Linked DNA regions of Homo sapiens: region 1 is linked to region 2. A link is a loop called in an ENCODE intact Hi-C map of the cell type or tissue named here. Cell type or tissue: CD4-positive, alpha-beta T cell. All regions are shown on one strand. Each heading gives the region's core, and the rest is flanking DNA. Links, peaks and the distances in the headings are about the cores only. Region 1 overlaps DOCK9 (dedicator of cytokinesis 9). Region 2 holds the start of GPR18 (G protein-coupled receptor 18).

Evidence for each region. Peaks named below come from ENCODE experiments on the same cell type or tissue, not always from the same donor. Only the 100,000 strongest peaks of a DNase experiment are listed, where the experiment ranks them.
Region 1: it touches region 2 in a loop (2.3-fold over the local background); 3 of 110 quality-filtered maps call a loop at or near these places.

Annotation. Positions count from the first base shown.
Region 1 is chr13:98,890,634-98,898,633 of GRCh38, forward strand. DOCK9 (dedicator of cytokinesis 9) reads right to left here. Exons shown (of 53, transcript NM_001366683.2): 14 at 7,546-7,628; 15 at 6,855-6,977. Among named protein-coding and RNA genes, the nearest start is that of DOCK9-AS1, 63 kb to the left of the region's middle. In CD4-positive, alpha-beta T cell, for the core only: no CTCF peak of the experiment used is centred there; no DNase peak of the experiment used is centred there.
Region 2 is chr13:99,249,503-99,267,080 of GRCh38, forward strand. All of the region lies in intron 4 of UBAC2 (UBA domain containing 2), which reads left to right. GPR18 (G protein-coupled receptor 18) reads right to left here and starts at 8,877. Exons shown (of 2, transcript NM_001098200.2): 1 at 8,652-8,877; 2 at 5,237-6,404. The coding sequence starts at 6,370. The coding sequence ends at 5,375. It overlaps LOC124903198 (a long non-coding RNA gene), which reads right to left and starts at 12,202. Exons shown (of 3, transcript XR_007063846.1): 1 at 12,121-12,202; 2 at 10,637-10,746; 3 at 8,937-9,084. RefSeq lists a silencer at 12,797-13,019. In CD4-positive, alpha-beta T cell, for the core only: no CTCF peak of the experiment used is centred there; DNase peaks (open chromatin) are centred at 7,319, 7,959, 8,909 and 9,639; H3K4me3 peaks cover 4,062 bases; H3K27ac peaks cover 3,844 bases.

The DNA of each region.
Region 1 (8,000 bases), core at 1-8,000, 360 kb before region 2:
TGGTTTTGTTCCCATTTTTGAAAAGTTCCTACCTACAATTTTGCAGATTCTTTGGACATGACTGCTGACTATTAAGCAGCCTCACGTGTCACTCCTCAGTACATCTTGGAATATTTGTCACCTGAATTAGGACTTCCCTAAAATTTCTAAATTCCTGCATCCTTAAGACTAGAGACGATGTTGAGAAGATCCATCGTGGCCCATCGCCAGCTCTAAGCTGCTAAATCTCTTTCTCTCAGGGTCCCTCCCTCTCATTTCCACTTGTCTTCTGTTTACATCTGAGTTTAAATGAACAGTTCCTGAAAGAGGTAATGGTCAGGAAGGCAAGTCAATGATTTTTCACATGTTCCGCCTTCCGTTGAAAAGATGTCTGGCCAAGAGCTCTCCAGGTACAGCCAAGCACTCCCCTACAGTTTGCCCCTGTGCCTGCGGTGTGAGCTGCTTCACACACACAAGATCCTTTCCTGTTGGTGGGAGGAGGGGCAGCAGCCTCCCCTCAAGGGTCAGTCATTTCCTGAGAGCTTTTGACCCAGCATCTCCCAAGCTCTGGGCACTCCTACGATGATAGCTTGTGGAGCCTCTCTCAGCTTCACATAGAACTCTTCAGGGGCATCAACCTTCAGACAGGGGGTTTTATGAAGGTATCAATTTTCTTGACATACGGTGCCTTGCTCACCTCTTCAGTGGAGGAATTCAACACCACAACATATCACAAGACACTGCACTCCACAAAATTGTAGAGACACCTATGAAGTTGTATCTGCTTTGAGTTAGAAATACTCTGTTTATTACAAATTATACTTTTAAATATAAGTAAGTATGCAAGGGTAATGGATTTCACCCCCTCCTAATTATTTCCACCTATGAATGAACAGGCATCTTCATCACCATTTTTAAGATCACTCCAACATCCTCCACATATAAATTTTTGAGAGAGGTGGAACACAATTAAAATACGTTTCTAAGCAACATATTTTAATTAAATGATCTTCACTGGAAATCTTCCTATAGTGTATTGTGTCCTTCTGTGCCTAACTATAGTTATTTCTTATTCTATTTCCTCCCTCTGCTGAGAGATTTTACTTCTAGTTGCTGCTTCTGTAAAGACGTTCTTTCCATGTGTTTCCAAGCACATTTCTGAGTTTAGTTCCATATTATGTAGCACATGGGCTTTTAAAAGTTGTTTTTTTTTTTGCCAGCTTTAAGTTTTTAAAAACCCAATCTCAAACCCATTTCAAAAGTTTATGGTTTATGTTGAATCTGGTTTATTAGACATCAAACACTCACAGGCAATAAAGATTTTACTGCCTTTTTATGCACTTCCAAAGTGGTGGTTGTGTGCGTGTTACACAAACTGAATTCTTTCATGACTGAGAATAGTTTTGGTTTTTTTGCTTTGTTTTGCTAAAGAGTACCTATATTCTATGCAAAATTTATAAAATAATCCTTGAACATGAAAACTCATCTTAAAATTACACGAATTAAGTAAGCATGCAATACAGACACTTGCAGGATGCCTGGCCTCTGGGAACTGCTCCTGTCTCTGTGTGAATGTAGAAGTGAGGCTCAAACTCTCTCTTAGGAAAATTTTCCCTTCCCACTGCCCATCCATTTCTGCTGACTCAACAATTCCCACAGAGGAAATGGGAATGGTATCATCAACTAGCAGTCCTCCCATGCCAACAGATTTGGGGTCCTTATCTAAGTGTTTCTGCAGCCGGTCTTCCCTTCCTGACTTCCTGTATTGGCTCGTTAAAATGATTAGCTGGCAATACAGGTATGTTTGGACTGCTATTGGTGGTGAGTTTAATCTTCTAACTGTGTTTTGTGAAAGGAAATATTCCCTAAAAGCTTTGGTGTCACTTAAAAAAAAACAACTATATATGATTGAAAGAAATTTGAGATATTTTTGTTTCAACAAAAACCACTGAGTTTATGTCTAAGAAGAAAATTCAATAAGCATTTATCAAGTGCTTAGGATATGCTGCAATGTATGTACTCAGGACCATGGAGGAATGCAAACAAGACATAATTTCTTTCCTCAAGAAGCCAAAAGTCCAGTAGACACTGTAAGCTACTTACGGCATATGAGGGCAATCACTTTCACAGAGTATGTACAAACCTCTACCAGAAGGCAGAGTATCTAGATCTATCGAGAGGGAACACGGGATGAGATCAGTATTCATGGTGGGAGAAATCACCTTAATGCCTTTTGCATTTATTCCCCACCACGGTTTTAGGGGGCAGGGGCTGTTATTATCCACCCTTAAAAAGAGGAGGCGGCTCAGGCAGAGAAGCCAAGTAACCGCCTCCAGGACTCCCAGCACAGAAGTGAGCCACAGACTGGGCTTTGAAAGATGAGTAGAGTTCCCTGAGAAAGACAAAGGAAAAGGGGAAGTGTGTATGCTGCATGTGTTTGTGATTTATGTGCTGCTTGATGAGGCAGGAAGGGGACACAATTTGGGCAGAGAGAAAAGCATGGCAGAGGGAAGTCCCCAGTGGGTTTAGAGAAAGTCAAGCAGCCCTACTTGGCTTGAGTGCAGTGTAACCAGAGCGAAATCGGGGTAAGACTGTAAAACCTGGATGCAAAGAAGATGAGTGTACAAATAAACACAGACACATTAAGCTGCATACGCAAAAACTTTAGTAGTATTATTACCTAAACTATCCAACGTAGTACCATTAAAAAGGTCTACGTTTTAAAGAAAACGTTCTATTTTTATACTTTGCCTTCATGTCTTCGCATTTCCTGCAGAAGTTGGAAAAGATGAGATACCATCTTATCCATGAGATACCACCATGAACAAATCAAATACAAAGTACCAAGTCTCTCTTCTTATAAAATGTTAGCAATATCATCTATCGGACAGAATCGCTTTCTTACTAAATCTTGGAACATATCCCTGGGTAATTATTGCAAGGGAAAAAGGAAAGTGGCTTATGAGCTTTGGCAGCTGTTTTGTTAAGACTGAGACAGCGTGAAGAAATTTTTTTCATGCATTATTAAATAACATTTTGAGACAATCATGGGGGTAGAAACAATAGCTTTGGATCCAAGCCGGTGCCCAGGCCACTGACATGAGATTATTTCCTGTAAAATATACAGAGGAAAGAAAAATAGCAATGCAAAGATTTTTAAAAAATGAAAAAGGAATCCTCCACGTCCCCTAACTCTGTTGTGAAGAATACGGGGAGTGGGCACCAAAGTTTCTTTGAATACTTATTGAGGAGCGTGGCCTCACTTATCCTGCTGTGTCTTCTATGCTGTCACCATCGGATCCCTGTTTTCAGGTTTCTGGGTCTCTAACTGGCCACCTGGAGCACACCCTTCACACCAATGCCCTCCTGCTGAGCACATGCATGAAGAAGTGGTGTGCAGAAGAGAACTCACACTTGGTTTTCCCTGGGCTCCTTTCTGCCTGGCCACAGGCTTTCTGCTCCCATCACTTTCAAATTAGTGACCATGTGAAGCCCCACTCCCCAGCCTCCACTGAAGACAGGACCATGCACTGGGGCTGCCCCTGAGGAGCCGCCACTGTGGGGAAGTCTCAAGCTAACCAGCCTAGGAAGTAACTTCTGAGACAGGGCTCCAACCTCCATCACATATAAAAAACTTCATTGTTTGTTTTGTCTGAATATAAAAGTGTTAGTTTTTTAAAAGTTCATATAAAAATGACAGAATGTTATAAAGTGGAAGGTGAAATATCACCCATCAACCCATCCCTCAGAGATAACCATGATTATTTGGCATATATCCTAAATAGCTATTTTTATGCCTATCTTTCCATCTAGATAGCTACTTGCTTATCCATTTCTTCATTTACATACAAAAGAAATATATATTTTCTTTCAAAAAATATAGTAATACAGATATATTTTTTCTTCCTTAATAATATAGTGTATTCACTTTCCTAAGTACACGCAGACCCACCTCATGGTTATTAAGAGTTGCATGGTAGTTGAGCGAAGGAAAATATTGAAATCTATCCAACTAAAGGTGACTGGTTTTTGAAAAAATTAGTAAGAATGAAATTTTCTTGAAACTCAAAAAATGACAATAATTACTATATGATAATATAGTATGTATGATAATATATTACCCACTACCAATAGAGAAGATTTTTTTAAAGATTCTAACTGTGGCTTATAGGTATAATTCTGAAAAATCAGAAACACATTAAAAGTCAAAAAATGGCTGGGCATGGTGGCTCACACCTGTAATCCCAGCACTTTGGGAAGCTGAGGCGGGCAGATTGCCTGAGGTCAGGAGTTTGAGACCAGCCTGGGCAAGATGGTGAGATATTTAGTATCTCTACTAAAATACAAAAAAAAAAAAAAAAAAAAAAAAAAATTAGCGGGGCGTGGCAGCATGCGCTACTCAGCTACTCAGGAGTCCCAGCTACTCAGGAGGCTGAGGCAGGAGAATTGCTTGAACCTGGGAGGCGGAGGTTGCAGTGAGCTGAGATGGTGCCACTGCACTCCAGCCTGGCGACAGAGCGAGACTCCATCTCGGAAAAAAAAAAAAAAGTCAAAAAATGGGGGAAGAGTTAAATAATCTATGGTCTATCTCAATGGACTATTATAATATTTATGCATTAAAAATGATGTCTATAAAAATGTATATATAACACTTTCAGAAAATACTTGAGTTGTGCAGGGAAATATTACATATTTAGTATGATCATAGCTACATAAGATAAACTAAAATAAAATGTAAAGGAATAAAACGTAAAAAAAAATGTTCCCCCCTAGGCTGGGCACGGTGGCTCATGCCTGTAATCCCAGCACTTTGGGAGGCTGAGGCGGGCAGATCACAAGGTCAGCAGTTTGAGATCAGCCTGGCCAATATGGTGAAACCCCATCTCTACTAAAAATACAAAAATTAGCCAGGCGTAGTGGTGGGCGCCTATAGTCCCAGCTACTTGGGAGGCTGAGGCAGGAGAATCGCTTGAACTCGGGAGGCGGAGGTTGCAGTGAGCTGAAATCGTGCTACTGTACGCCAGCCTGAGGGACAGAGTGAGACTCCATCTCAAAAAAAAAAAAAAAGTTCTCCAAAAGTTCACCACGAAGGTTAAAACTAGTAGTAAACCTTTTTTCATCCTTTTATTCTTCTGTATTTCTCAAAATTTCTAAAATGAACATGTATTATGTTTGTAAACTAAAGAACCTCTATGATTTAAAAGTAAAAATAGGGTACTATTCTTTTATTTAGTCTTTCATGAATAACAGATTCATAGGGATCCAGGGGCACTCCCTGGCCAAGACCTGTGTCCTTACCAGGTCATAAAACTGTCAGATAGTGACTGGGAATTTGGGGCACCTATATGGTCCAGGAACCCTGGAAGGCTAACCCAGCAGGCCTCATCCTTCACCAGTATCCTCCTCTCCCCCTTCTCCAATTCCCTACGTGAGCTGTGAAAGGTTCATTCCAAATCAGCCCAGCGGGCATGCACACTGCTTTGCTGAACAGGCCAACCTTAGCTGCATGTTAGCAAAACTGAGGTTGCACTTCTCATTAAAGCTCCAAACAGGGGAAACATCAAGACAGTCAAAAACTGTATAATCACATAACTGAAAGAGACCTTGAGAATCCTTTCTACCTTTTTGAGCCTCTTGACAAGGGATTTCACGTCGCTGTGAAGGCTGAAGCCGCCTGCTGACATGGACGTGATTGGATTCTGATTAGGAACACGTCTCTGTGTTTTCAGAACTTATTGAGCCTGTTTCTATGACTCATATCGTTTCTATTCCTACTACTGAAGACAGATAAGAAAAAGGTAAAATAAGGTTAAAGAAAGCTAAGCAATCATTCTTGAGTTCTAGACAAACTGATAAGATTGCTATTTTGATATGCACAAAAAAAAAAAAAAACAAGGATACCTTTGGCATAGAATAGTTAGCATTTGGCTCTCAGCTATTCTTTTCACTTCACATCTTCTAGCGCCCTCAGCTCTTTCACATTCCCAGAATTTCCCCAGAAAAATTCTAAGACCCATCTCCCTAGCAAAGAAAATCAGTTTCAAAGGTTCAGAGTGAACTCTTTAGGATGTAGCAGCAAAACAGCATAGAGGTTAAGAACACAGACCCTCGGGTGAGACTGACTTGGGGAAGCTGCCGGCCCTGTGATGTTGCACACATTCCTTGCTCCCTCTTTGCCTCATTGTTATGGGTTGAATTGTGTCCTCCAAAAGCATGGTGAAGTCCCAACCCTTTGTACCTATAAATGTGACCTATTTGGAAACAGGGTCTCTGCAGATGCAATCAGTTAAGATGAGGTCACTAGGCTTGGCCCTGATGCTTTATCACTAGTGTTCTAAGAAGGGAATTTAGACAGAGACACACAGGAAGAGGACCATGTGAGGCCAGAGGCAGAGTGGAGCAATGCTGCCACAAGCTAAGCAACAACTGGTGCCAGAAACTTCCAAGTTAGAAACCTTGCAAGTTATTTATCTTAGACTATTACCACCCCAAGCCAAGACCCAGTCATCGTATCTCTTTGGCACGACTTGAATTTGTCCCCTTCTTCCTGTTTGCACTTGCAGTGGCTTTGCTGAGTCCTTTCTCACCTCTTGACAAGGTTCCTCAACTGTTTCCTCCCCACCATAGGCTCATCCTTACCCAGTCCACCCTTCACAGCACCACCCAAAACATCCTCTACAGAATTCAAATTAACTGGTTATTCTTCTGATTTTCACCCCATCTTTCTTCTCAAGGGTTTGAGGAAATGCTTCACGCTCATTTGCCATCCCCTCTGATGTCTAAATCGAGCAACCTAAGTGACTGCTCCCCTGTTCCTCCCTCCCCACTACACAGCTTCTATTTTTCAGGTGTGGAAATAAGACCTTGAAACTCACTTCCGAAAGTCTGCAAGTAACTTGAGCATGTCATCATTGGATAGCTTATTGCTGTCTTGCCTGTAGATGGCAGAAAATCTGGCATTTTTGTCAAGATTTCCAGATGCATCCTTAAACAATGTCCTGAAATGGCAAAGCAACATTTCTAAACTGGGTTTCCAAAACACCAAAATCAATTCATTATTTAAGTCTAGTTTCTATGAGAAGTCTAATTATTATTCCATTGGCTATAGCCAACAGAAATCTCATTATCTAAAAACATGGAAAACATCTATGGGGATGAGGACAACTAAATCAATTTACATAGAAAACAGTTCCAGCCAATGGCTTGTGCTTAGGAAACAATATACACAAGTCAAATGCTTAACAAGTAGAGTCAAGAGATAAAGATCACCCCAGGCCTCACTGGATTGCCCTGACTTCCAGCTGGAGGCATGTGGTTGGGTCCTTGAATCCCAGCTCTGCAGCTAACACTACCGTGCACCCTGCCAGTTCCAGGTAGCACTTCTCCAGACAGTGTCTATCCTCTCTGTGACTCTACCAAATGATTTTTTCAAAATCTGGGCTTATGTATTTCTCAGTTTTACACATTCAAATCCTCTTTGTCTCTGAACAACAAACAGAATAGGCCTATTGACCCATCCATGCACCTATCTATATCGATTTAAAAGGTATAAAAGGTGTTCCTTACCTTGCTGCCCAAGCAAATGGCATTCTATACTGTCCTAGTCTTTGGCATGCCTGCTTGGCATTCTTCAGCACCTTCTGGGCCACCTTGAAGACATGAGAATAAAGCTATGAGATACTGCATCTCACTGAAAGAACTGTGACCTCAAGAGCCATCCTTACATGCTCACTAAATAAGTCCTTACCATAGCATTGGATGCATAGAAAAGCACATCATACAGTAATGAATATGGCTGGATTCACACTCTGTGCAGAGTACTTTATTTAACGCATTCTCTAGCAGTGATTCTCAAAGAATACAGAACGAAGACTTTCCAAAATCCATGTCTCTTCTTTGGTCTTTACGGGCAACAAACATGCTGTTTCAGAGGTTTTCATACATCTTTATGACTAAGTGCTACTTATTATAAGTCTACTGAGTTATTAATAATTACTATTTGGTATCCATATCAAAATATA
Region 2 (17,578 bases), core at 5,113-13,112:
TGAGTGCGTGTGTCTTTTTGGTAGAATGATTTATTTTCTTTTGGCTACGTACTCAGTAGTGGGATTGCTGAGTGGAATGGTAGTCCTGTTTTAAGTTCTTTGAGAAATCTCCAAACTGCTTTCTATAGTGGCTGAACTAATTTACATTCCCACCAACAGTGTATAAGTGTTCCCTTTTCTCACTTATATACAACAGTGTATAAGTTTCCCTTTTCTTCCCAGATCTCACCAGCATCTGTTGTTTTTTGGCTTTTTAGTAGCCATTCTGACTGGTGTGAGATGGTATCTCATTGTGGTTTTGATTTGCATTTCTTGATGATTACCTTTGAGCATTTTTTCTTGTGTGTTGGCCGCTTGCGTGTCTTCTTTTGAAAAGTATCTGTTCATGTCTTTTGCCCACTTTTTAATGGGGTTGTTTTGTGCTTGTTGAATCAAGTTCCTTACAGATTCTGGACATTAGACCTTTGTCAGATGCAGTTTGTGAGTATTTTCTCCCATTTTATAGGTTGTTTGTTTACTCTGTTGATAGTTTATTTTGCTGTGCAGAAGCTCTTTAGTTTAAATGGGTCCCATTTGTCAATTTTTGTTTTCATTGCAATTGCTTTTGAGGACTTAGTCACAAATTCTTCCCCAAGGCCGATGTCCAGAATGGTGTTTCCTAGGTTTTCTTCTAGGATTCTTATAGTTTGAAGTCTTACATTTATATCTTTAATCCATCTTGAATTAATTTTTGTATGTGGTGCAAGGTAGGGGTACAGTTTCATTTTCTGCATATGACTAGCCAGCTATCCTAGCACCATTTATTGAATAAGGAATCCTTTCACCACTGTTTAGTTTTGTGAACTTTGTTGAATATCAGATGGCTGTAGTTATGAGGCTTTATTTCTGGGTTCTCTATTCTGTTCCACTGGTCTGTATGTCTGTTTTTGTACCAGTACCATGCTGTTTTGCTTACTGTAGCCTTATAATCTGAAGTCAGGTAATGTGATGCCTCTGGCTTTGTTTTTTCCTTTTCTTTTTTTTCCCTTAGGATTGCTTTGGCTATTTGGGGCTCTTTTTTTGGTTCTATATGAATTTTAGAATAATTTTTTCTAATTCTGTGAAAAATGACATTGTGGTTTGCTAGGAATAGCCTTAAATCTGTAGATTGCTTTGGTCAGTATGGCCATTTTAATGATATTGATTGTTTCAGACCATGAGAATGGAATGCTTTTTCCATTTGTTTGTATCATCTTTGATTTTTTTCTTTTTTCTTTTTTTTTGAGACGGAGTCTCACTCTGTCACCCAGGCTGGAGTGAAGTGGTGTGATCTTGGCTCACTGCAGCCTCCGCCTCCCAGGTTCAAGCAATTCTCCTGCCTCAGCCTCCCGAGTAGCTGGGATTACAGGCGCCCACCACCATGCCTGGCTACTTTCTTTTGTATTTTTTAGTAGAGACGGGGTTTCACTGCATTAGCCAGGATGGTCTCGATCTCCTGACCTCGTGATCAGCCTGCCTCGGCCTCCCAAAGTGCTGGCTGGGATTATAGGCATGAGCCACCAAGCCTGGCCATCTTTGATTTTTTTCAGCAGTGTTTTGTAGTTCTTGTAGAGATCTTTTACCTTCGTGGTTAGATGTATTCCTAGGTATCTTTTTGTGTGTGTTGTGTTCTTGGTTTGACTCTCAGCTTGAACTAAGTTATTGGTGTATAGAAATGCTACTACTGATCTTTCTACATTGATTTGGCATCCCGAAACTCTAGTGAAGTTGTTTCTCGATTCCTGGAGCCTTTTGGCAGAGTCTTTAGGGTTTTCTAGGTATAGAATCATATTGTCAGTAAAGAGAGATAGTTTGGGCTTTCCTATTTGAATACCTTTTCTTTCTTTCTCTTGCCTAGTTGCTCTGGCTAGGACTTCTGGCACTGAGTCTTAGTAATTCAAAGTCCTAAATGAATATTCATCCCTTCTTCTCTACTTCTACTGTCATTATTATCCCAGTCTAAACTCTTAAATCTTTTCTTGTCTACTTTTTTACAGTAATTCTCTTAACTAGTTTCCCTGTGAATTTGAAAGCATTCCATACAATGCTGTCAGAAGTTATCTTTCTAAAATGCAGGCTTAACCACACTAGTTCTTTTAAAAACCCTCAAATTCTCATTTCCATCAGAATAAAAGTCAGATTCCTCCAAGATGCTATCTAGGCAGTCTGGAATAGTGGAAATAGCATGGTCTTTGCCATCAGACCAGATTTGAGATTCCAGCTCTGCCTCTTACTAGTTATGTGAAATCTTGAGCAAGTTGCTTCTCTCAAGCTCCATTTCCTGAGCTCAGTTTCTAGATGACCCTCACATGTCAACTGTGGGTATTCTGTGCTTCAAAGGGTAGCACCGAGAATTAAAGAAGGTCTCTTACGCCAAGCTTCTAGGAGCAAGCGTATACCCCTTCCATGTATTGCTTTTCTTAAGAGACAAGGTCTTGCCATGTTATCCAGGCTGGCCTTGAACTCCTAAGCTCAAGCCCAGTCCTCCCACCTCAGCCTCCTGAGTAGCTGGGATTATAGGCACGTGCTACCATGCCCAACTCTTCTTTCCTTTCAGAGTCCTCCTCATCTGACCACCAGCTAGTCTCTCAAACCACTTCCCAACTGGTCATCCAGCTTTCTTCGCTTGCTACGCATTTGCATTCTCATGCCTACTTGGCTTGCTTTCTGCTTCCTCTTGCCCTTTGGCAGGATTAATTGTCCTTATATGTGTATTACAACACATGTGTTAATTATCTCTGTTAGTATTTATTATATTACGTTGTCATGGTCTGTGCCTTCTAGGCTACCCACTGGCTGTTTGAGGGGGAACCAAGTTTTACTTTATGTACTCTTTGCCCTACATTTAGTAATGTTGAAGAGCAAGCAAGCCTTGATTACAGTGTAGCCCCAGTAAGACTGTAAGGGAAGGCCTTTGAACCACAGACCTGTTCATTTCTTTTTCTAGTGCTTTGCTTAGAAATTGTAGCTGACATGATAGATGCTCATGACTATGATTTAAACTCAGAAAATGTAACCATTAGGTTTTGAAAGTAGAAATAACTCCATTATTAAAAGCCATATGTGTTAGGCATTTCTAGTAACTCATTCCTGCCACACATCTGGCCTTATATACCTATTATTTTTTGTTAGTATTTATATGTGGATGTTACATCGTTTTCCAGAATACAGTGAAATTTTGAATTTTTACATATTATGTTTAAATGTATTTGGTTATAATGCTAAGTAAATTATTTAAAAAATAACTTTTAAGTGATCTACAATTAAATTATAATTTAAATTATTTACAGTTTTACTGTGAGAATCACAGCATACATTTTCACTTTCTTGATTTTGTATCAATAGAATCTTTTGTTGTGCTTTTTGCTCTGAGACTAAACTCTTCTTATCAAGACAAGCTATGGCAGAGAACTTTTCCATCTAATAAATTTAAGAGTAGATTCATCTGTATGGTTGAGAGTAGGCTCTGACTATGTATATGTGTATAATAAACCTACATATCCAATACAAGAGTTGTTTTTCTTGTTTTAGAAATAATTATATGTTAAATATATGTAAGATATACAAATAATATATAAAGATATAATATCTATAAAGGTACTTTATGTATATAAAATATAAAAATATATATATTTTACTCATTTGACTATTGAAACTAAAAACTGTGTTTTTCTCTTTATTGAGAAACTGCATCTCAGTACCACCTTATGTAGCTCTGAGAATGTTTACATTCTTTAAGCATGTTTGCTTTTTATTATTGAAAAATTGGTGTTTGACATGAAAGAACTGACCTTGGTTTCTAGGTGTGGTTCTTGAGCTGAGCAAGTCACATAACCTCTTCAGACCTCAGTTTTTTATATTTCGAACAGAAGAATTGTACTAAGAAGATTGTCTAAGGGACCTTCTAGTGCAAAAATGCCATTTTATTATTAGACTTTTTGTGTTTATCTTTTTTTTTAAGGAATATGAATTTACCTATGTTATTTCCAGAAATTAATTTCTTTTTTTTTTGAGACGGAGTCTCGCTTTGTCACCCAGGCTGGAGTGCAATGGCGCAATCTCGGCTCACTGCAGCCTCCGCCTCCTGGGTTCAAGCTATTCTCCTGCCTCAGCTTCCCGAGTAGCTGGGATTACAGGAACCTGCCATCATGCCTGGCTAATTTTTGTATTTTTAGTAGAGATGAGGTTTCACCATATTGGCCAGGCTGGTCTCGAACTCCTGACCTCAAGTGATCCGTCCACCTCAGCCTCCCAAAGTGCTGGGATTACAGGCGTGAGCCACCACGCCCAGCCAGAAATAAATTTCTAACCAATGCATGTATTTGGTTCTAAGCCCCAGTAGGATATGATCATGTTAAGAGTGATAAAGGTAATTTAGCAGAGAGGAAGTTATAGTTGAATCATTTATTTTACTTCCATAAGTATTCAGGATAATAGGGGCTTTACAGATTATAGTTCAGTTTTTTTCTTTTAGATGGATAAGTTACTTGGTTTGTTACTTTATTAGGAGAAATTAAATGGCAAGGCTAAGAAATCCAAGGTTCCTACTAGTACTATTTATACTGTGACATATGGCCTGGGAAAAAAAATCAATTAACTTCTTTTGTAAAAATGGTATCTTCAACCACATAAGAAGAGCAAACTGTTTGTATTGGAGAATGGCATTTCACCATATAGTAGAAACCTCAAATGATAGAAATGAACTTGGATTATTGGATAGAAATAGCATCTCAGGTTAGATTTTCATCATTAGTCCTAAATAGGGTTTGGTGCATAGTAGGCTCTCAGTGTTTGTTGAATGACTATTCTCTGTTTTTAAAAGAATGAATTCAGAGTAGGGAAGGGCTGATGGGGATGGCTGTAACAGGCCCCTTGGGTTCTTGTTGCTATTAATTTTGCCTTGTAGTAAGTAACAGTAATGAGTTCAACATAATTTCTTATATAGGAATTCTGGAAGTCAGTGTTTGGGACATAAAGTATTGGATTTATAATTCCATTCCTAGTGCAAATTAGACCTAAGGGAGCTGCATCTAGATAGAAAATAATTTAATCAAATTATTTTGTATGGTAGCTCGATTTCCCCCCTACTGACTTGATTAACACACATGTGTCGCTTGCACATAGAAATGCAAAAAGTTAATTATCTGTGTGAACAAGGCTTGACTAGGAAAGAAAAATCAGATGCTTTTCTCTGAATAATTCACAAAAATGTTTTATATAAGTTTTTAAAATGAAGATAATGAATTTATTTTTTCAAGAGAAAAGGGACTTGATAGTATTATACAGAATATCCATTGACGCCAGAGTAGTTAGTGAAGTGAATTTTGATGGGATTGAAATGAAAGAACCTTATTATTCATAACATTTCACTGTTTATATTGCTTAGTGACCGTAGACTACCAGATCGGAAACTTTTTCTGCGCATGCTTCGAAGGTAATTACGGTATAGCATGACACTAATGACTCGAGCCTGAAATTGTTTTGAAACGATGTAGTAGAGAATCACATCCAGACACGTGCTGAGGTTCATGAGGAAGGTGGTAAAGGCTCCCCAGGGATTGTAACTGTTCTCCCCCGTTCCCAGCATCAGGAAAGCGAAACAGATGTGGAAGGGCATAAAGCAGACGAGCACCTGCACCAGCAGCGTGATGATGATCCTTATGGACTTCTCCTTGACTTTGGGTTTCAGCTTAGACGTCCTGCCGTGAAGGAGATTATGAATAATGACCAAGTAGCACCCAATCATGATGAACAAAGGAATCAAGAAAAAAAATGTCAGTCGAGTGAGGTTCAGCACGTTCACAGCTTTTAGATAGATGATGTCAGAAATCTTGAGGCAGGTGGCGGGAGTGGAGTCTTTATCTGGGTCTTTATAGAGCAGTAGCAGAGGGGTGGTCGTGGTCAGGGTCATTATCCAGACTCCCACACACGCCAGCACGGCTTTGCACGTGTTTTTAAGTTCTTTGGCGTACTTCGGCTGTACAATGGCCATGTATCTGTCAGCACTAATAAAGGCAAGAAGCCATAAAGCAATGCTTGGGTAAAACACTGTGAGAGCTCCAAGAATCTGGCAGAAGTACTCTCCAAATGGCCATTCATCTTTTGCATAATAAAACATTCGAAAGGGTAAAGTCATTATAAATATCAAGTCCACTAATGCCACATTCATCATATAGATGGTTACCGTGGTTCTCTTCTTGGTGGTACAACTGAAAACCCATAATGCAGTGATGTTAACAAATAATCCAATTATGAAGATACAGCTATAGAAGACAAGGGCTGCAATTTTGTATTCATCTGGATGTGAGCTGTTAAAAGGGACAGGTTGATCTTGATTGTTCAGGGTGATCATTTTACAGCTTGTTGGTAGGCATGATACTTAGAAACTGTAAAAATAGTTAAGAAAAATAAGAATAAAATCGTTGGTTAAAAAATAAATGCTTAACATTCTCCCACTCAGCTTGACTGCCAGTGAATTTTAAGTTCGAGAGCATTTAATCAAGGAACGATTCAACTGGTTAACTACTGAACATTCACAGTAATTCTCATTTGAGAGAGAATGGGAACTTTTCCTTTGTTACAGCTATAGCCCCACTGTCTATTGAGCATGTAATAGGTACTCAATAAATAAATATTTACTGAATTGATGAATAAATGAAGGAACTTTTGATGAGATGATTCACAGCAACTCTACTTTGCTAAAAAACTCTAGTTTGTAATTCTCTAGTTTGAAAATGAAGACTTGTGTAGCTGGCTATTAAACTTTTTGTTTTTTTTAAAGTGGAAACACTTCATAATATTTATTACCTTATGTTCTCTTTAAATTATCATAGGTTGAGAAACAGCAATGTTTTGTGTCATGGTCAGCAGATCAAGAACTAGACTGTTAGAGCAATAGATGAGCTGTTTTCTAGTGCACAATTGGGAGTACGTAAAGCCAAGTCTTCCAGGTTTTGTGATTTCAGCTGCTCTACTTCAGTGGTTCACAGAAAGCAGCACCTTGAAAAAAGCTAGTGCCGTTAGTAACTTTCATATCCTCATTCCATCTAGATTCAGAAGCTTCAATATTATTTAAATTTTAACAATTTTCAAAGTAAATCCAAAAAAGGAGTATCTAAGACAAGTAGATATTAATAAGAAGTCATTCAGTAACTTGATGTGTATGTAGAAACTTATAAATTTCCATCACCAAAAAAAAAAAAACCGTCCATTTTAAATGGAAAGGAGGTTATTTGGGGTTGCAAATATCATTGACTCCTCAGTGTGAAACTTCATTCCCCCATGATGCAACACCAACAACAGACTTCAAAAATAGACTTTGCTGCAATGAGATGGAATCTGTGGCATCCCCTTGTAATATGGAGGTGGATGAAAAGTTTCCTTCAAAAATGTCACTTTGCAGAGTGGGCTGTCTTGAAATCAGCCCAGAATTTCTCTTTAAGGAAAACTATGGGGGAGATTTGCTGTCTGTGGTCAGTGGCATCACGGGCTATTGATAATTAAGAATTAACTTGAGCAATTGCTGTGGTTAAACACAAGAAACGTGCCTGTCTGCCTTCCTTCCTTTCCCTTCCCTTCCCTTCCCTTTCTTCCCTTCTTCTCCTTCTTTCCTTCTCAAATATTTAGGTTAAATATGATTTAGGAGCATAATTCTATATATTTAAAAACATATTAAATTTTCCAAATATTGGTGTGACTAGAATATTAATTTCTATCAAATGAGGAAAGTGCTACAGAGAAAAATTATATCTCTAGTGTCATTCAAAGGAGAGTAATCTTGGAGGCTTAAATCTTATTTTTAACTGGAATGCATTCTTATTAAATAGTAGCAATTATAATATAAATGAAATTTTGTATTTGTTTTTCTTTTTTTAGTATTGCATCAGGACTCCCTTCACCTATCCTCATCCTTCAATTTTGTGACATAAGTCCTGTACTTACAAACCATCTTGAGTCTTTTTTCCCACGTTATGCTCAAGCTGTTTTTATGTAGCTTGTCACCAATACTTATATTCATTTGCTGACGTTTGAAAAAAAATGAGTGATGCATGTGTTTTAAAGGCATTATAGTATTGATTGTGCTCTGCAAACACAGAAATTTTTGGATAAATATTGAAAAGTGATTGACTTTAAAGTCAGCTTTTTAAAAGCTATAGATACCATGATTATCTGTAGCTTTTCTTTTCTTAAAAACCATTAAGTTATTTCATGAAACAATGTAATTGAAAACATGTGATGAACATTCCTAAATATACATATGATTTACCATAAACATTTTCTTTCCTTAAGTTGAAAAAAATTACATTTAGTATTAATGTAAAGCAATATTGAAAATAAATGTAAAATCATATTAATGTGGAAAGATGATTATATAGCCTATTTCAAGGTCTTTCACCAACATAGTTTGTTATGTTTATTTTTTTAATTAAATATATTTTTTTAATAGAGACGGGGTCTCACTATGGTGCTCCTGGGCACAACTGATCCTCCTGCCTTGGCCTCCCAAAGTGTTGGAGTTACAGGCGTGGGCCATTGCGCCCAGCCTGTATTATTAAAATGAAATGATTTTTGAAATGCAGTACATAAAGCATTACTTTTGACAATAATCATGAAGTTAATTAAATGCTGCTTACCTCCTGTCCATCAAAAGTCTGTGTGAGAGATGAGCATTTTTCAGCACTTCCACTTCTGTCGAAGGGATATCTTTGAGTTGCTTCTGTTAAAATAGCTCTTTCTGGAAACAGTGTATTTAAGAAATGTTGTATTTTGTTTTAGACTCTTTTGTTGCTTTAAAAAGTAGTTTCCAGTGTAACGCTTGGCGTCGGAGTTGGTGCTGGGCTGACTTTAATTGCTGCTTTGTCTCTTTCAGGAAGTGCTCTCTGAAATAGGCTTTTTCACCTTATGACTTTACCCTGGATGTGGTTTTTCTCTTTCACAAATGATTTGTTTATGAAGTCACACTTAGCATAAGCTCCCCTTGAAATGATGGCATATATTTAAGATAATTATATACAAAGGATAAAGTTTCTTCAGTTTGTGTACTTTGATGCTTGAAGTCTGCATCATCTATGGAAAGAGAAGATTTGATATTGAGTAAAAGGGGGTTTAAAGTCTAGCTTCTTTGCTTTATAAGCTATGTGACTTTGTCTAGTTACCTACCCACTCTGACTAACCCTTTGTTCCTACTTCATTTCTGTACAGTTGAAATAGAGATAATACTATATCCAGTAGGATTGTAGGGGCCCTAAACCAGAAAGATCCCAAGTGCTTAATAGTACCTGGCACTTAGTAGGTACTCCTAAATGGAGTCTCACTTTTTACTACCAAGTTATTAAAAATCATAGAATATCCACATTTCCACTTTTTACTATTTAAACATTTCTAAATGCTTAAAAGTAGGATCCTTGATTAATTGCTTCTGCTTTGCCACATACATTTATCCACTTTAGTTTGCTGTATTTTGTAAGTCTGCTTTTCTAGTGCGTGGAAGTCTAGAAATAATTTCTTTTGCATAAAAATTTCTGCAAATCTTAGCAGAAAGGACTCTGAAGTCTTTAGTGGACTGATTTACATATTAAGAGTGTTTTCACCTAAGAAGGGAAATGAAACCAGCAGAAAGGGAAGTGAGCAACGAATCGCTGCCTGCCTTGTTAGGTTAATTTTGTTTTACTTTCTCATTTCTTAAAAAAAATTATCTCTCATTTGCTTATCCTAAAATTTTAATTATCTTTATGTTTGGTTATGCATGGTTTGTCAACTTTTTAAAGGGTTCATGAACTTAAATGTATTTGTTTTTTTGAATTTTAGACAGTTTGGGGTCCATCCTTTTTTTTTTTTTTCTCAGACAAAACCATAGTAAATCTGTGGCTTAGAAAAGTTACTTAAATCCTTGCCTTTGGTGATAAAATACTTTTGATTGTTACAACCTGCCAGAATGATGGGTTTTAGAAGTGTTGGAGACAACCATAGCAACTATTTCTTGTGTGGATGAAGAAATTGAAGGCCAGTTACTTGCTTAAGAACTCAAGGTAAAGCCAGGTCCAGTTTCTCCCGCTGTAATAACTTCTTATGAGGTAATTATATTGATCTGTCCACTAGATAGGACTTCTTATGGCTGAATCACATTCATCAGTTTTTTATATGTGATGTTATATTTCATTCATCACACAGGAGTTTGATGTTTCAGCTGGACAGAAATCTGCCTGCATGCAGACCTAATCTGTCCTTTGCCTTATTCACATAGCTTAGGACTTTTCTAAAATTAAGTATTGATTAGCTTCCCCATTGCTGCTAAAATCAACAGATACATTGATGGCATGTGTCTAGAAGAGTCCTTTCATCAAGACTTGAATTCTTCACGGTGCACAGGGGCATTCTTGTTTCTGAATTGCCAGACTCTTAGAGGAGGCATCCAGGAGCACCTGAGGGCTCTCCATAGGCCTGGCTTCAGGTTGGGGTGAGCTCTCACTTTTTCCTCATCTTGCTCTCCATTCCAGCCCTCTGGACTGGCTACATTTGCTCTTCCTGCCTCTCACATGCTGTTCCACCCACTGTGGCATTCCTCACCACTGTCTCCCACCTGATGGCATGGCCTGCTGCTCTTTGTTCTTGTAGCTACCTTTTTCAGGAAGCTTTCTCTGCCATCCGAAGCTGGGCTGGTTTCTCTGCCCTCCGAAGCTGGGCTGGTTGTTCATCCCTGCAGGTTTCCTTAGCACTTGGTACCTATCCCTGTAGTGGCACATGTTTGCATTGTTACTGCATATTTACTTGCTTTTTCTCCTCCACTAAATTGCATTCCTTGAGAGTTGGCATGTGTTGCATATGTGTGTAGAGAAGAGGCATTTAATATTGGTTGAATTTCTGACTGAACAAGTAGGTGAAGAAATGGAGAGGTTGGGGGAGGAATGGATAAATGTCTGGGCCTTGAGTCAGCAGGCAGGGACACTTTGACCAGCTTATGAGATGGGGAGACTTAGGCAAGGGCCTGAGGTCTGTCGTCCTCCCCTGCAACCCATGAGCCCTATAGCATTGACCCCCGTTCGCTGTGCTCCTGGATCTTCGCGATGGTTTTGTGTTGGCAGGGAATTATAGTGAAAAGAAACTGCCCAGTCATTTGACAGCAAGTAAACAATGGGTCAAGGATTCAACTTGTATAATGTAGACACAAGTTTCTTTAATACTTGAACCTAATGAATTTTTTTTTTTCCCCAAACAGAGGAACTTATTCAGGGACCATTCATGCAGCTTTAATTTCTTCACTTACTTTGGAATATGAGTGAAGGAGAAATGTTTCACTTGCAAAAGAGGGATTTTACTTATTCCCAGAGACTGCAAGATTCCCTTTGCTTTATCAAATAGTGTGTTTTAGCTGCAGTTTTGGGTTTTGGTTTTGATATTAAAAGCCATAAGTGAATTTTGATTTTAGCCCTATAAACCAGTTTTTGAGTGAATATAATTCAGTTAAGCCAGTTTTTAATGAGAAAGAATGTAGTTAATAGATCTGTATAGCAAATTCCCACTATAAAATATGCTTCTATGTTAGACATTTGTCTATGCCACAGGTAAAATAATATTTCCTGTTCTGTTAGCATAGCAAGTGTGAGGGCAGCTTATCCTTGTTGCCTCCCATCAGTGCGGGGACCAGGGGTCCACTGTTGTTACTGTTCATGTATCCCAGCAGGGGGACAGTCAGCACACAGCCAGTCCCCAGGGAGAAGAGGGTGTGAGGCAGACAAAGAGTCCTCTGAACTAGAGGAGAGGCCTATCCTTTGGCCTTGACATCCTCCAACCTTTGTCCCCTCCTTTCTGTTTCTCAAACTTGTATCTAAACTGACTGCTCTTTGGGTGTGGGTGTAGGGGAGATATGTTGAATAGTAAGAGTTTCTGCATAAAGAAGATTGAGAAACTATTTGTCTAAATGTGTGGTTTTTCTTAAGTCCCAACAATTTACAGCTATAATCTTCTAACCCAGTTAGTATACCTCCTTTCTGTTTGGTTTCCTAAATTGTATTGTAAATTTAATATTCCCAAATTTCTTGTCTTTAGCAATTTTTGTGTGTAGTTTTAAAGATGTATAGACATGTAGACATTCAGACACTTAACCTCACAGCAAACAAGTTGAATCCATATCTAACCATATATAAGTGATGGCAGTGAAATCAGTCCTGGAACCACTGAAGTCCCATGGGACCCCAGGCCCAGAGTTTGCAGTGTGACATTTTACTATTGGAAGAGAGATCCAGAGTCGCCAAGGCAGCAGATTGAGCAGAACTCCATGGTTATTGTGAGGCACACAGCCTTCTGCTGCACATTCTGATCTCACAGTTACCAGAGGTGCAAATGGAGATGGGTATACAGTAGTCCCCTTATCCGCAATTTTGCTGTCTGAGGCTTCAGTTACCTTCAGTTACCTTCAGTCAAATATGGTCTGAAAATATTAAATGGAAAAATTCCAGAAATAAACAATTCATAAGTTTTCTGTTGCATGCCATTCTGAGCAGCAGGATGAAATCTCTCACTGTCCCGCTCCTTCCTCCCCAGGACATGAGTCCTCCCTTTGCCCAGTGTCTCCACACTGTAGACATTCCCACTCATTAGTCACTTTCATAGCCACCTTGGTGATCAGGTTTACTGTCACAGTGTCACAGTGCTTGTGTTCCAGTAACCCTTATTTAATTAATAATGGTCCCAAAACACAAAGGTACTGAGCCTAATGTATAAGTTAAACTTTATCATAGGTATGTATGTACAGGAAAAAAATAGTAAGTATAGGGTTTGGTACTATCTGCAGTTTCAGGCATCCACTGGGGGTCTTGGAATGTATCCTCTGAGAATAAGGGGGAACCACTGTATAGTTAACACCTAGTAATATGAGGAAGTGCATTTCAGAAGAAAGAGGAGGGCTGGGCACGGTGGCTCATGCCTGTAATCCCAGCACTTTGGGAGGCTGAGGCGGGTGGATCACCTGAGGTCAGGAGTTCGAGACTAGCCTGGCCAACATGGCAAAACCCTGTCTCTACTAAAAATACAAAAATTAGCTGGGCATGGTGGTGCGTGCCTATAATCCCAGCTACTCAGGAGGCTGAGGCAGGAGAATCGCTTGAACCCGGGAGATGGAGGTTGCAGTGAGCCAAGAATGCAGTGAGCTGAGGCTGAACTCCAGCCTGGGCAACAGAGCAGAACTCCCTCTCAAAAAAAAAAAAAAAAAAAAAAAAAAAAAAGGACTTGTGGAAGGTAAAGGAACAAGAGATGTGTTATCAGGTTATTTAAACATAAACCTATATAATAGTGTGTGTGGTTGAGGATTTTAGTACACAGCCATTTGTATAGTAAAAGTAAACATGTATCTATAAGGTTGAGGGTTGTTGGTTTAAGACAAGTTACTTAGGATTTTTTATTATATCTGCCATTATTCTTAACTAAATTATGAAAGGTAATCAGAGGTGACTGTCAGGCATGATTCTGAGAGCCTCACATGCTTGAGCTAACTTAACCTTCATGCTGACTGCAAAGTATGTAGTTTACATGGTGTGACCCAGAAATATTTACTCATGACTCTCAGATTGTATGTTCTTTCTGTATTTTGCATTATAATATTATACTTCGTTTTAGTAATTTTTGTTGAAGTTGGCCCTACTTAATAGAGAATCATCATAAATGGTAATTTGACTTATAGCAAACAATCTCCTGAGGGAATAGACCATCTTTTTATCTCCCTGTTTCTTGCTAATGAGTTGATATTCTCAAGGAAAGGTTTTATAGCTGGATCCTGGCAGCTCGTACATGTAATTGTGGTGTCTGGGATCTCTGCCATTCCATGGCCAAAAGACTTGAACAAGCACTTAAGAATGAGTAGATCCAAATGGTCAGCAACATGTAAATCTGCTCAACTTTTTATTAATAATTGGGAAAATGAAAATTAAAACCACAGCAGGGTATTATCCATTCGCCAGAATGCCTACGATGAAAAAGACGGACAGTGCAAAGTGCTGGCAAGGATGTTGAGTGATGAGGGTATCGAGTAACAAGGAACATTGCTGGTGGGAGTTTAAATATGGAAAACAGTTTAAGTATTAAAATGAAGATACCAACACTCCATGACTCAGAGTCCACTCCTAGGTCTATAACCAGTAAAAACACATGCTGCGTACCAGGAGACATGGACAAGAATGTTCACGGTAACATTATTTACAACAACTCCAAATTAGGAACAACCTGAATGTTCAACTATAGCATGAATAAGTCACTTGTGGTGTAGGCATAGAGTGGAGTGCAAGTCACAATCACAATTGATGATACACAGGGCAGATAGAACAACATGGATGAATCTCATGAATCTAGTGTTAAGTTGAAAAAGCCAGACATGAAGGAATTCATATCATATGATTCCATTTGTATAAATTTCAAAAAGCAGATGAAATGAAAATACAGTGCTTAGGATTTCATGCTTAGGTGGTAAACCTTTTGGGTGGGGTGTGGGCATGTGTAATAATAAGGAAGGGTCCCCCATCATCTGTATGGCAGGATCCTGGAGCTGTTGCTTTTCTTACCCTCACCACACTTAGGCCCAAAGAGATCAAGGAAGGGAGAGGTTACTAGAACTTGGAAGGAGAGACCCCAGTCAAGTCAGCTGTCTTGGAGCAGTGCTTTTCTTTTGAGAGACGGTAAGCTTGAGGTTCCCTTACAGGAAGGAACCAGGGAAATGTACACTGTGACCTCAGGTTCCTCTTGGCCTAAATCTCCCCTGAGGCTCCTGTTAGCAGGAAGCCAGGGGCCCATGAGCCTTTGCATAGAGTTTGGACCCACCAGCCTCTGGGACAGAGAACAGGCTAGGGAAGGGAAAAGAAGCAAATGGATTTTCTGGCATGCTGTACTTTTCTGTATATGTGTTACCTTTCCTATTTAAAAACTGCCTTATAGCTTGTGTAAAGTGCATGCTGTAGACACTAAGCACTAGTTCTCTTGGCTTCGTTTGTCCCCTTTTTTTCTTTGTAGCTTATTTAAATTTTTCCTGTCTTTAGACTGGGACTGGATAGCTGTGCAGGAGCCCAGCATGTGCCACTAACTGACCAGGTTGTCTTAACCATGTTAGCTCATTTCTCTGATGGTCACTCTCCCCAGGGGCAGTTGGGTGAGGCCTTCTGTGAGGGGTCATCCACTTCCGGCCTTGTGTGATTTGAAGGCATTCCTCTCCCCAACTCTTTGCATTGCAGAGAGTATTTTACCTTTGGTCTTCCTCTGAATTTCTGTAGGACTGTGGATAGGAGCCGGCAGGATAGGAGCTTGGAGGCTGCATGGAAGCCTGAATGCGTCCAGGATGCATTTCCTAAGTCCTCATCCCAGGGAGGAAAACCAAGAATGTGTCTGCTGAAGTTTGGGCCTACTCTAAATGCAAAGCACTCAGTCCCCTGATGGGGTCACATTAGTTCCTGATCTTTGCCATCGCTGTTTTTTTTTTTTTTTTTAATTGTTCTTCAGTGTGTATGTTTTTTACCATATTTTAAATTTATTTTTAAGTCGACCTCTTGGAGACATTATAATCAACCTTTAGAGGAAGACGTGTTGTTTTTTTCTTGGTAATAAAACTGCATTGATTTTGGTTACTCAGACAAGGTATTTACCAGAACTCTCCCTTGTATGCTTATAAAATAAAACTAGTACTCCATTCAGTTGAATATTTGCAGCAATGTTATCTTCTTATTGCTAATACCATTTGTATGGGTAGACTTTATGAGAAGTTTATGACTTTCAGCTCATACAGCTTCTTGCGCTCAGCAAGCCACAGTCTAAAGAGAGTCTTAACTGAGAAGGGAAGGAAGGAGGCAGGCAGGACCACCCTGAGACCCACAGGCCAGCTGCCGCTGTGCTTCTTTGGAAAAAAGGTTCTCAGACTGTGTTGGCTTACATCTTTCTGCCTCTGGTGTAGGATTTGCTCTTCTAACATGAATGGAACATTTGATTTAGGATCAGTAATTACAGGTTTTAGAACTGGAGTTTGAAGTATCTGTGACACATCTCTCTTTGACAGTCATGTGGGTACTGATCCCTGATTGCACTTTCACCCCTTTTCTTCTTCTTGTTCTCGTTTTGTGTGTGCCTTGTGAACAAGGACCTGGCACGTGCGTCTTCAAACGTTTCAGCGCATCTAGAGTAGTGCTTCACCCAGCAGGCCCTCAGTTAACAGGCATATGGATTCGACTGGTGTTTGTGTTTTTCTGTAAGAAAGGTTATGCCATGTCTCAAAAAATGAATGGCTAATGTTTCTAGGTAGATACAATTACAAAGACGTACCAAATAAAATAATGAGACAAAAAGAAATAGGTAGATTGGGATTGGCTGTGTAGAGGTTTTAAGGTAAAAGTGGGCAAGTTAAAAAGGTTTCGTATCAGAGAAGTTAGTTGCAATTTATTGAATGTAGGAGTACTCACACAGTTTATTTGAATATGAAATAGATCCAGATTTCTTATGTATGGTCTCCGGTTTTCCATACCGATTGATAGTTCAGGGCTGCTTTGACATAAATACTGTGCTTCTACTGCCACCTACAGATGATTAGTGGGTCTTGGAGCTCTTCACCTTTACCCCTTCTAAAGTCTCTTTGAAATTGAAATAATTTTTTTTAAAAGCTATTAATTGGTAGAATATTATAAAATATTTTAATGTTACTTTATGAATATTTCTATATTATATTACATAATACTATATAATATGTAGCTTTATATAATAGATATGAATGTATTCCTCTAAAACAAGGTGGCCAATCTTCTGGCTTCCCTTGGCCACATTGGGAGAACTGTCTTGGGCCACACATAAAATACACTAACACTAATGATAGCTGATGATCAAAAAAAAAATCATGGAAAAAACTCATAATATTTTAAGAAAGTGTACTAATTTGTGTTGGACTGCATTCAAAGCTGTCCTGGGCCCATGTGGCCCATGGGCTGCAGGTTGGACAAGCTTACTCTAAAACATTTTGGCTTGTAGACCATTTCTGCCCTCTTTGGAAGCATCCTCTTTTTTAGGAAACAGTTTTTCTCTGTAGGACTATGTGTATTCCTGGGCTAGGGCCTTGAGAAGATTCCATTTTAACTCTTATTTGTATCTGATATTATACTAAGATATTAAACATAAATGTGGCCTTAGAACAAATTTGACATGTTAAATATATATATATATGTATTAGACAATTTATCGTCTTAACCATGTTTAAATGTGCAGTTCAGTAGTGTTAAGTTCATTCACACTGCTGTGCAGCCAACCTCCAGGACATTTTCATCTTCCCAGACTGAAAGCCTGTACCCATCATACAGCAAATATCTCTTCAGTCCCTACTTTCAGTTCTTTTGGGTTATATCCCTGAAAGTGAAATTGCCGGATCGTGTGGTAATTCTGGTTTTAGTTTGTTGGGGAATGGCTGTATCGTTTTCCCCAGCAGCTGCACCAGCAACACAATGCCCAGTTTCTCCCTATCTTGGCTCGCAGGCACACCTCTCTCACACTCGCCCTTCCCTCCCCTCCCTCCCTTCCTTTCCTGTAGTAGCCATCCTCATGGGCATAA